2 separate regions of the Mus musculus genome follow, and region 1 is linked to region 2. A link is a contact called in ENCODE Hi-C or POLR2A ChIA-PET data. All regions are on one chromosome and are shown on one strand. The core of a region is the stretch at or near the end of the contact, and the rest is flanking DNA. Distances in the headings are between cores, read along the strand shown. Region 1 overlaps St6galnac3 (ST6 (alpha-N-acetyl-neuraminyl-2,3-beta-galactosyl-1,3)-N-acetylgalactosaminide alpha-2,6-sialyltransferase 3). Region 2 holds the start of St6galnac3 (ST6 (alpha-N-acetyl-neuraminyl-2,3-beta-galactosyl-1,3)-N-acetylgalactosaminide alpha-2,6-sialyltransferase 3).

Region 1 (5,447 bases), core at 2,591-5,090, 35 kb before region 2:
CCCACTCTCCTTACCTCCACCCACTCCCCTCTCCTCCACCCCTGCACCCACTCCAACTGCACCCCAGAAGCCGAAGCGCATCCTAACAAGCAATCCTATCTCTGTGGTCACATTTACTGTTCCCTGACAAAAACAAAGACCAATTTTAAAGGACAGAGGACAAAATACAACCAGGGCCATTATATTCAATGACAACAAGACAGAACACCCTGTTCACTACTGGTCCCAGAGGTGTGGCTGGGCCTCAGTCTCAGCATTGCCTGGACCCGAGTCTCTTCCATCAGTCCTGGCAAACCTAAAAGCAGAAGCCCACCCATCACAGGCACTCTCCGGTTTGTCCGACCCTGTCTGTGTCCCCTAAGAGCTTCTTCTTCAGCTGTACAAGTCTAAGCCCATAAAAGAAATAAGGGACTTAAATATGTGCTCTACATTTGAGTAAAATGTCTGCTTTGGATTCATGTAGGACCTAAAATGAGAGAGAAGGCAAAAAGCCTTCCCAGACCACACCCCCTGGGCCTGGTGAAGGACATGCCATCCCTGTTCTGGGAAAGAAATTGGTAACAGAACACACAAGTCATAACTTTCAATCTGTGTAACTGCCACAGTATGCAAGTACGGAACCTGATAAAGCCACAGAAGCCACTGTGGGACCTCTTACTCTACCTAATGAAATTGCCACAGTATAGAAGTCTAGAACCCAATGCCACAAAAGCCACAGAAGCCACGGAAGCCATGAAAGCCACGGAGGCCACGCTGGGATCTCTCACGCTAACGAATATTAGTGCTCACACTTCCTCCTCCTTCAGGGCAGTATTTTACTTTCCACCCACCTCACGTTAGACAGTGTATCCTCCTTCAGGGCAGTATTTTTACTTTCCACCCACCTCACGTTAGACAGTGTATCCTCCTTCAGGGCAGTATTTTTATTTTCCACCCACCTCGCGTTAGACAGTGTATCCTCCTTCAGGGCAGTATTTTTACTTTCCACCCACCTCGCGTTAGACAGTGTATCCTCCTTCAGGGCAGTATTTTTACTTTCCACCCACCTCACGTTAGACAGTGTATCCTCCTTCAGGGCAGTATTTTACTTTCCACCCACCTCACGTTAGACAGTGTATCCTCCTTCAGGGCAGTATTTTTACTTTCCACCCACCTCACGTTAGACAGTGTATCCTCCTTCAGGGCAGTATTTTTACTTTCCACCCACCTCACGTTAGACAGTGTATCCTCCTTCAGGGCAGTATTTTACTTTCCACCCACCTCGCGTTAGACAGTGTATCCTCCTTCAGGGCAGTATTTTTATTTTCCACCCACCTCACGTTAGACAGTGTATCCTCCTTCAGGGCAGTATTTTATTTTCCACCCACCTCACGTTAGACAGTGTATCCTCCTTCAGGGCAGTATTTTACTTTCCACCCACCTCACGTTAGACAGTGTATCCTCCTTCAGGGCAGTATTTTTACTTTCCACCCACCTCACGTTAGACAGTGTATCCTCCTTCAGGGCAGTATTTTTACTTTCCACCCACCTCACGTTAGACAGTGTATCCTCCTTCAGGGCAGTATTTTACTTTCCACCCACCTCACGTTAGACAGTGTATCCTCCTTCAGGGCAGTATTTTACTTTCCACCCACCTCACGTTAGACAGTGTATCCTCCTTCAGGGCAGTATTTTACTTTCCACCCACCTCGCGTTAGACAGTGTATCCTCCTTCAGGGCAGTATTTTACTTTCCACCCACCTCACGTTAGACAGTGTATCCTCCTTCAGGGCAGTATTTTTACTTTCCACCCACCTCGCGTTAGACAGTGTATCCTCCTTCAGGGCAGTATTTTACTTTCCACCCACCTCGCGTTAGACAGTGTGTACTGTTTTGCAACAGAGGCTTTCTTGTCATTTCCAAAGCTAACATCCACAAACAAGGGAGTTTCTTGTCTCAGAATGTCCCTCAGAAATCACCACAACAATGGTGATCAAGAGAGCTGTCACTGAATTACAAGTGGCCACAGACGAAAGCCAGGAACTGAAGTCAGATCACCCCTGGCCAAAGGGGTCACTCGATGAGGTCACCGCATCATCTCAGGTCAGAATCAAAACCATCCAGGTCATAGTCTGGGCCCTTCATTTTCTCCAAGAATCTTGGAAATAGCTCATTATTTTTGTTCTACCACAGAGTTCTGGTTAGCAAATAAGGCCTCATAATAGTGTCATCTGGAATCTCTATGTGCCCTGGCCCTGAAGATGTAATGAGACTGGCAAGATCGCCCCAAGCGCCATATTCAACAGAAGCATAAGTCAGTGAGGCACGAGCAGTACTTTGGGTGAGGCTACGTTCACCTCCTCCAACAGGACTGCTCAAGTTTGCAGTCCATGCTTGCTACACCTCAAGTAATCTAGACACGGAATGTCAGTGCTCTCCCATTTATACACAGACACACAGACACACACAGACACACGCACACACATACACACGCACACACGTCATTCAAAAAGCAAGTGTGAGTAAAATTTAGACTTACTAATAAATGTTAAGTCAAAAACCCAGGTGGCAATGCATAGTGAGAACTGAAAACCTCACAGACAGCCCAGCCTAGGACAGTGCTTCTCAGCCTTCCTAATGCTGTGACCCTTTAACAGTTCCTAGTGTTGTGCTGACCCCCCAACCACACAATTAGTTCTGTTGCCACTTCACAGCTGTAATTTTGCTACTGTTATGAATCGTAATGTAAATATCTGATATACAGGTGGTCTTAGTGACCCCTGTGACAAGACTGCTCAAGCCACCACAGGTTGAGAACCACTGATCTAGGATTGCCTCCCTGGTTCATCAGGACCCTGGGCAGTGTTTCACCATTTCCCTACACTCGATCAGTGCCCCCCAGAGACTGATCCTCTCTGTTGGTCTGAAAACTGGCTGGCCAGGCCTAAGAACACTGGTATCTTCTCCTCCATACCTGCCTAGAGTTGAACAGGCATCTTTACTCCTCATGGATAAGATAATTCACCTCTACCTGTGGCTTGGGTTCACCCACACAAACTTTGAATATTTCTCATCACAGTATAGCCCCAGACAAGGCATACAATCTCCAGTGGGAAAAGTCTAGCATCCACTCTAAATGTATACAACCTTTAATTTTTCTTTGTCTGCTAGGCTCTGAAAGACCTTTCTGGGGCAGCCTTGGTACTCTAAGGTCACCCACTGCTAGGTATCTATCTTCTGTCTACACAGCCTGTTTCCATAGGGCTCAACTTGACCCTTGGACTCTCAATTGTACACAGCAACTAAAGACCATCTAACACAGCTTTCTCATTTTAAAAAGCCCAGTGAGCTGGCACCCCCAAAGCCAGAGAGCATGAGTAAGTAGCAAGCTGAATCCGCAAGACCCCATCTCTCCCAGGACAGTGGTACTTATGGTGCTTCTGCATCCGCTGTTCTGTGCTCAGGCTCACAGTGATGCACAATGAAGCGGCACACAGGGCTCCATGCTGACGTTCATGTGAGTGCTGGTTTCTGCCTCCATGCAGAGAAGGCCAGGTCTTCTCGTTCACAGACAGCAATAACTCCCCAGGGAGTATCAACAGCTACGTTTCACAGTGTCCTTCATACTAAGGTGCATAAGACAGAATGAATAATCTCTCTCTTTTCTGAGGACACCATTCCAGGGAGCAGAGGGACACGAAGCATATAAAAGAGAAATGGAGAAAATGAAAAGGAATTAGATTAACCTCCTAGAAGGCAGAAAAAAAAAAAAAAAAAAAAACAGAGAGTGAGGCGTGGTCAATCCAGAGAGGTTCCACCCAGACCTCCAACCGACAGGGGAACAAATTAAATGTGCATGAACGTTCTCGGCTCACTGCCCAGACTTCCGCAGAACTTTCAAAAAGAACGTGTGATGTGGGACATGCTCAGTTACTGTCCATTTCCCCCAGTGGAAATTTACCTTAATAATTTGTTAGCAGGGGAAATAGTAGAAGTGCAGTCAACACGATCCCTTCCTAAACCTATGCTGGAAAGATCAACTCCTCAGCCCTCCCCTGCGCATTCCGACTCCACAACCCAACTCACAGAGTAGCTGCCACTTATCTGCTTTCTCCAGCAGCTCCTACGTGACTCACGAGGGATGGCCCCTCTGCAAGTATGCCTGCAAGCCCTGGCTCTGCACAGTACCCTAGCAGGCAGAGGGTGCTGGGAGCAAGCAAGTCAGGTTGGCCTGAGAACTGACCCACTAGGTCAGAGGAAGCACCTCAAGATACGACAGAGTGGATAAGGACACAGCCAAATGGACAGGGGACATAAGAGATTCTGGGAAAACAGAACTTGGCTATTTCTCTATACTCAGAAATGTTCTGTAAGTTCTGTATGTGCTCCATACATTCTAGAGTAATGTCCAGCAGCTCTGGGGACGATGAATCCCTTCAGCTGCTTCTGCCATAGCTCTTTATAACCAGCAGCAAGGTCCTCGCCCTTCTCAGCTCAGCAGCAAGGTCCTAGCCCTTCTCAGCTCAGTTTACTGCAGGCTTTGGTTTTCTTCAAGGAAACATGATGCCCTTCTACTTGAAGAAGTCTCCAGTTACTCCTGAGCACAGGGAGGGAGCAGGGGGCTCCTCCTCCTTACTGTGACTAGAAGGAGCATCAGCACACACCAAAGGGGCCTCCTCTTCTGCCATCAGCAACTCCTGTTTATGTTGATGGAAGCCAGAGCTGCTAAGCTGCAAGTGAAGCCAGGGTGCACTGTTCTCTGGGACCACAAGTTATACACCGCTCCTCCCAGGAACACAAAGGCTGCACCAGATCTGTCAGAGAAACTATAACTCATCTAATTAAATAATATGAAAGCAGAGGCCTAGCCTGGTAGCTTTCTGATTAGCTGCCAGGCTGATTCAAGCAAGGTGTTCCAGAGGGAATGCTCTTGGATTTCAGATGCAAAATTTTCATTGAATTCAGACAAACACACATCCATGCACACACACACACATGCACCATCTGTATATACATATATGCATATATACTCACATACACTCACACAATACATATATACACACCATATACATATATGTACAAACATATATACATACATTACACAGACATATATACCCATGAATATACATTCATACAACACATACAAATGCACACACCATCCCACACACACATATATATACACATATGTACAAATATAATCATGCACACATATATATGTGTATATATACATATGTGTGTATATATATACGTATGTATACACACACATATAAACATATGTGCACATATACACTATACGCATATACCTGTACTCATACAACATACATATATACTCAAACACACATACCACACACATATATTCATACATATATGTGCACACACATACACACTCGTGCACACACACAACTCACTGTGCTTGTATTGCCTTTTCCAAGATGACAGGGACGTGTGCAAGTATCTAATGAACTGAG
Region 2 (5,943 bases), core at 2,069-4,568:
GCATTCTCATCGTTAGAGGGACAAGACCCAGATAAACACACCCAAACAAAACTCGCTCCTCATGGCTTTCCCTGCCATTTCCCGGCACTCGGAACATATAGCCCAAACCCCTTTCCTGTCTTACCGAATTTTCATAATATGTCACTCTTTGGTAAAATGGAATATTAACCTTCAGACCCAATAACCCCTTATCTTAGTTTTCTTTCTATTGCTGTGATAAAACACTGTGACCAAAAGCAACTTAAAGGAGGAAAGGAGTGATTTCGTTTTATAGTTTCTAGTCTGTCATTGAAGTCAGAGCAAGAATTCAAGGCAGGAACCTGGAGGCAGGAACTAAATGGGTCACTGGGGAATACTGCTTTCTGGCTTGCTCATCCATGGCCTGCTTACCCATGGTTGCTTTCCTATACCACCTAGGATCATCTGCCCAGAGGTAGCACCATCCACAACGGGATAAGCCCTTCCACATTAAACACCAAATGAGAAAACGTCTCACAGAGTTGCCTAAAGGCCAATCGAATGGAGGCTTTTTCTCAAGGGAGGCTCAAATGGGATACCCTGGCTTGTGTCAAGTTCACAAAAAACTAATCAGAACACCCCTTCTATGAGTATTTCATACACAGAAATACAGACAAACACGCACGGAAGACATAAATTATGTGTGTTATATGTGTGTGTATGTATAATTTATCTATATAAGTTGCACACATACATAAATACACAGGAGGCATACATATATGTACATTCACAGACGACATGAATATCAGATAAAATACAAATACTACATATGCTGTTCCCCTACTAATCTGCCCCCTGAAGGTTTGATCATAGGGCCAGGCTGTTTCCAATACTTAACTAGGTTCAGGGCTTTGCAAAAATATATATATATATTTCGTTAAAACAATGAGAAGTCTATCGTTTTCTATTTGCTACAACACTGTTAAAACCAATTATAGTAATTATACACATTTCTCACACTTAGGAAGAAGAGCGGCCAAAATCAAATGCAAAGGCCGAGCTTGTGCAGAATGCGTACCTTCTGTTCAGAACGTGGGCCCCATACTCCACCACGCGTAGCTTTATAAAGATGGCACAGGCTACAGGATCCTCAGGGACCATCTAGGACCAAGTAGGTACAGCCTGCACGCAGCAGGCTACCAGTAGCCCAGAACGGCCATGAAAGTGATCTGGGCATGAACGTGACCCAGTACATTTACAGACCACAACATCATGTTGCACAAAGTCACCACTAAAAGAGTAAAAGGAAAAAAAATTTTTAAATGCACCCCATTGCTTATAGGTGGCAGAGATTGAATAGTATAAGGACTCTCGGAGTCACCCCTAAAACAGTTTTAAAGTGTGAAGACAGCTTAAGATGGGGGGCTGGAATCCAGGTTCACTCTGTCCTTAACTTGGAGTTTAGGAAACTCAAGACTCTTTCCCTTAAAAGTGGAGTTGCAAACAAGCACTGTGGCCCTTCAGGGCTTACGAGGGAGCCAAAGTTATATCCTATGGAAAGACTGGGGGTTCAGAATGATGTAACTAACTCATCATTACTAAACATCAGGAAAGCAGTGGCTTTACACACCTGTATCCCTAAGTCCTTCTTGCCCCATCTCCGTAGCAACCTGACAGACTTTGTGTGACTATTTTGATCTTATGTTGAACAACTTAGTATTCAGAGTCGTGTAACTTGTCCAAGGCCACACAGGTGACCGGAGGCGGAGCCAGAATTCTGATGAATTTGCTTAATCTTTATTCATCTTGATTCATGGTTAGGGTTTGAAGGCAAGTAAGGAGGGGCTCCTCTGTGTGAGGGATGACAGGTGAGATCTATGTGTGCCCTTGGATCTGCACTAGAGATGCCTCGAGGGATCTGGGGATATAGCCCTGTGACCAGACAGGACCTTGGCATTTGTAAAAGTCCAATCAGCAGCACCACTCCAGAGCAAGCACACTCACACAGACAGAAGATGCATGACAGGGGAAAAACCAATAGAGGAAGACATGACCAACAACAGGACATGGCAGGCGCCTTGATTTCCTTTTAGCAAATGACACAAATAAATAGAGACGATGTGGTGACCTAGTTCCAGTTCCTGTGAGTTCAAGTTGCATTCTGTGATACCAATGGATTATTTCCTCCTAACTTTGCCACCCTTGGGGAAAAAAAAAGAAAAGAAAAGGCGTGGAAAGTGTTCCAAAACAAACGGCAAGCTCAGGAAAGTCACAATAAGGGTCTGCTGCCTCGCTTCATGAGAGGGAAGGATGACTGGTACAACTTCAACAGCAGCCCAAGACTATATTAAGTGCTACGACACACAAGACTGTTCTGTGTGGCCCTTGGTCACACAGCACCTTCTCGGGGCTGGAAACCGAACACCTTAGTTTTCTCTCCGGGATGGGAAACCTTCATGCTGCTCAAGTTTGGATCCACGGAGTCAGACTGGGCAACTGAATAAGGACAGCGAGGAAAAACCAGAACAGGCTAGGGAGTGAACTTTCTCGGTGAGTTGGAAACAAGTCTTCCCAGAAAAGGTCCTCACCAAGTAGGTCCACGCAAAGCCTTCAAGCCTGTGGCTAAGGAGTCACTAAGAACATGGAATGTACCAAGGCTTGAAAGAACTCAGCAAAATAGGGCTGGACTCTGGGTAGATACTGTCTGTTCACATGTGAGCCTAAGGAAGTCCAACATTCTACCTATGTCCATCTAATGAACTTTTCCAACTTAAGTCCCGGCACCTGGAGCTAGTTCCCCAGAAAACTCATCCCTACAGGGCTACCTGTAGACCTAGAAGTTTATGTGTTCCCGGGAGCAAAGGCTGCGGGCTCTCTGCACCCTCTCCTCCTCCTCTCAAACGCTGTGCCCCTCACCCATGCTGGGCCACTCCTTTTCAGCCCATGGCCCCCCACAGGCCGCGGGCTGCCCTGACCCAAGTCTCGGAGCACCCTCTGCTCCGCCTGCTATACCCATCATTCGGCACGCCGCCGCGCGCTCCCTGCCCAGCTCCTTCCAGACAGGAGCCAGCCGGCAGCAGTGCAGGCAAGGAGTCTGTGCCCAACGCACATTACATAGTCTCCCACCCAGATGCCTTGGCCAAAGGAACAAAAAGGAAGCCGACGCCAGGAAGAGACGGGCGGGCTGAGGATGCGGCGGGACCGCGGCGGGCTCCACGCCTCGGCGCACCCAGCAGGCGGAGCTCGCATGCGGCCCACCGCCGAGCTGTTACCTTGAGGATGCAGGCCATGGCGCTATGGATCGACCCTGTGGCTCGCTGCACCTCGGCCCCGCAGCTGGACCACTCCAGCCCACATTCCCGCAGAGCGAGCCGGGCCGCGGGAGCTGCGCGCTCAGGCCCCACCCCCGAGCCCCGCCACTGGCTGGCGCCACACGAGGCCCCGCCCCTAGTCACGTGCCCTCCGTGCAGCCCGCAACTGCTTGCTACTCCACCGCTGCTACTACTTCACCTTTTTTTCCAAACCCTTCTGCAGATGGAGGTATGTAAAGCCCGGCTTGCAGCAGACCCAGATCTGCTTAACCTGAGGACAGAAGGTGGCCCTTCCAGCTGCACTCGCCCATCAGAGAACCCACAGATGTGCCACTTTCCAAAAAGTTAGCTTTGTTTGGCACCATTCCGATGCAGGCATGGGGCCCATCACAGGATTCTTCGAAAGCAGCTGGAAGTGCCCAGGGCTAGCCCTTGGGCACTGCAGAATTCTGTGGTGTGCGTCTCTTGTTATGATTGATCGTCTGTCAACCTGAAAACACAAACAACTAGAGATGCTGAAAGATTGAACACTCTTGGTCTTCAAAAAAGAAGCCACAATCTTCACACAATGTGACATTGTGCACAGCATGTGTAGCATATGGGCACATAAACATATGCAGCTGTGACTGTTGTATTCTGTTGCAAGTTCGTAAAATGCTTATGTACACAATGTATAAAGATAATGTTCATGTGTGTACACCTATGTACAGAGTATGATGCACAGGACTTTGCTACTCACTACTACTATCTTGGAATTTAGAGAACTCAGTTAAAATTTCAACAACCAAGTTACATATTAGCTTTTCCTCTTAAGTCTGGACATCTAGGAAGGTCCTGACCTCCACCATGAACTGTCCTGTGTTAAAGAGCAGTGCAGATTTACCCAAGAGGTGACATGGGCAAACTGGAACCTGGTCCTCTCTGGGTCCTTAATGGACTCTGTGTGTCCCAAACCAGACCTGCTAAGAGAACAATCATTTCTACAAGAAGAGGTTATGCCCAGAGAGAGGAAAGGTCTGTAGATACACAAATTCCTGCTGTCTAGAAGTCACACAAGTCTTTAAATTACTCCCCAAAACATCTACCTTAAAGTCATCTCCCTCGCAGATTAGCTGGCCTGCACAGCATCAGGGAAAGCATGTGATCTGAGAGTGACCGAGGGTCATGAGATGGCTCCCACACCAACAGACAGGAATTGCTCAGGACATTCAACAGGAGAAATCACAGGGAAGATACTGAAAAGACTAGAGTCCTATTCAAACTGCCTGTTCCCAGGCAAGCTCTGTCTGTCTCCAGGGTGACTAAACTCTTCTCTGTTGCCACTTCCTCCCACCCCTCCCTCTGCCTTCAAGGCACATGTATTTTATAAGTATGGTTTGGTAAAGATCGCATACTTCAAACTGCAGCTTTAATAAATGGTCTTAGCAGGTGTACTGGCTAGTTTCATGTCAACTTGACACAAACTAGACTCGCTGGAGAGACGGGAGACTCAACTGAAAAGCAAATGACTCCAGAAGAAGTAGGCTGTAGGAAAACCTGTAGGGCATGTTCTTATTTAGTGATTTATGTGGAGGGCCAGCCCATTGTGGGTGGGACCACCCCGGGCTGGTGGTCCTGGGTTCTATAAGAAAGCAGACCTAGCAAGCCATGAGGAGCAAGCTAGTAAGCAACACCCCTTCAAGGCATCTGCATCAGCCCCTGCCCCCAGGTTCCTGTCCTCTCCTCAAGTTGCTTTCAGGCATGGTGTTCCATCATAGCAAGAGTAACCTTAAGTGGGACAGCAGGCCAGGAAAACTCAGCACACTTGTTTATTTCTTTGCAGCAGGACACTCATGTCACCAGGTGAACAACTTCTACCAAGTGGCCCCGAAGGTTGTCCCCAAGCTTGGGTTGTCAGGCTTGGGACAAGTGTCTTTGCACACTTGTTATCTCCTAGACCCCACATTCATTCATTCATTCATCCATTCATTCATTCATTCATTCATTCATTCATGTCAGTTTTTATTAATCTGATTAGCTGAAGGGAAAAATCTTTAAGTTTCTATAGGACCTGTCAGCAATAAGAGATTGGTTTCTGTGATCTGTGATCTCAGGACAAGATCCTAAATCACAGTAAAGAGGAAAAGATAAGAGACACATAACACAGTAGAGGCCTTCCCCACCAGGGAGCAAGCTGCTAACAATGAAGAAACATCAGCATACACACAAGGTACCATTGTATGGGTTAAATAGGCTATATTTAGGAATATATGTATATACATATATGCATGTAACAACAATTAGGTTTCAAAAAGAGGTCATGAATTTGAAGAACAGGGAGAAGTATATAGGAAGGTATGGAGGGAGGAAGGAGAAAAGATAAATTTTGCAATTATCATCTCAAAAATATAGAAGTGTCTCTTTCCAAGAAGAAGTAGAGGAGGAAGAGGAGGAGGAAGAGGAGGAAGCAAAGATGGTTTAAGCATCTCTTTCTCTCTCTTTCCTCTCCTCCTCTGCTCCTCCTTCTCTCTCTCTCTCTCTCTCTCTCTCTCTCTCTCTCTCTCTCTCTCTCTCTCTCTCTCTCTCTCTCTCTCTCCAGAAAGTTGCACTATACTTGGGAAGGGCCAGTGGACTCTGGTGATCTGATGAGCACTTCCTTGCTTGGTGAACTTAACCAAGCCTCTTGACCTCTGTC

The links. Hi-C counts contacts between places; a loop is a spot of excess contacts on that map. ChIA-PET counts read pairs that join two places held with the same protein, here RNA polymerase II (POLR2A).
Region 1: a loop to region 2 is called in a map of heart, with 2.0 times the contacts of the local background. The contact joins the enhancer-like site here to the promoter of St6galnac3 in region 2. A Hi-C loop is called at or near these places in 4 of 37 maps with a recorded cell type or tissue (CH12.LX and heart). POLR2A ChIA-PET finds 5 or more read pairs at or near these places in 2 of 5 experiments (Patski and embryonic stem cell).

The regions. Positions count from the first base shown.
Region 1 is chr3:153,686,096-153,691,542 of GRCm38, forward strand. All of the region lies in intron 1 of St6galnac3 (ST6 (alpha-N-acetyl-neuraminyl-2,3-beta-galactosyl-1,3)-N-acetylgalactosaminide alpha-2,6-sialyltransferase 3), which reads right to left. Among named protein-coding and RNA genes, the nearest start is that of St6galnac3, 36 kb to the right of the region's middle. Within about 2 kb of position 3,841, at least 1 of the 3 ENCODE cell types and tissues checked has a DNase peak (open chromatin) inside an H3K27ac peak, as active enhancers do; it is heart, where a contact is called at or near this core.
Region 2 is chr3:153,721,815-153,727,757 of GRCm38, forward strand. It overlaps St6galnac3 (ST6 (alpha-N-acetyl-neuraminyl-2,3-beta-galactosyl-1,3)-N-acetylgalactosaminide alpha-2,6-sialyltransferase 3), which reads right to left and starts at 3,319. Exons shown (of 5, transcript NM_011372.2): 1 at 3,231-3,319. The coding sequence starts at 3,248.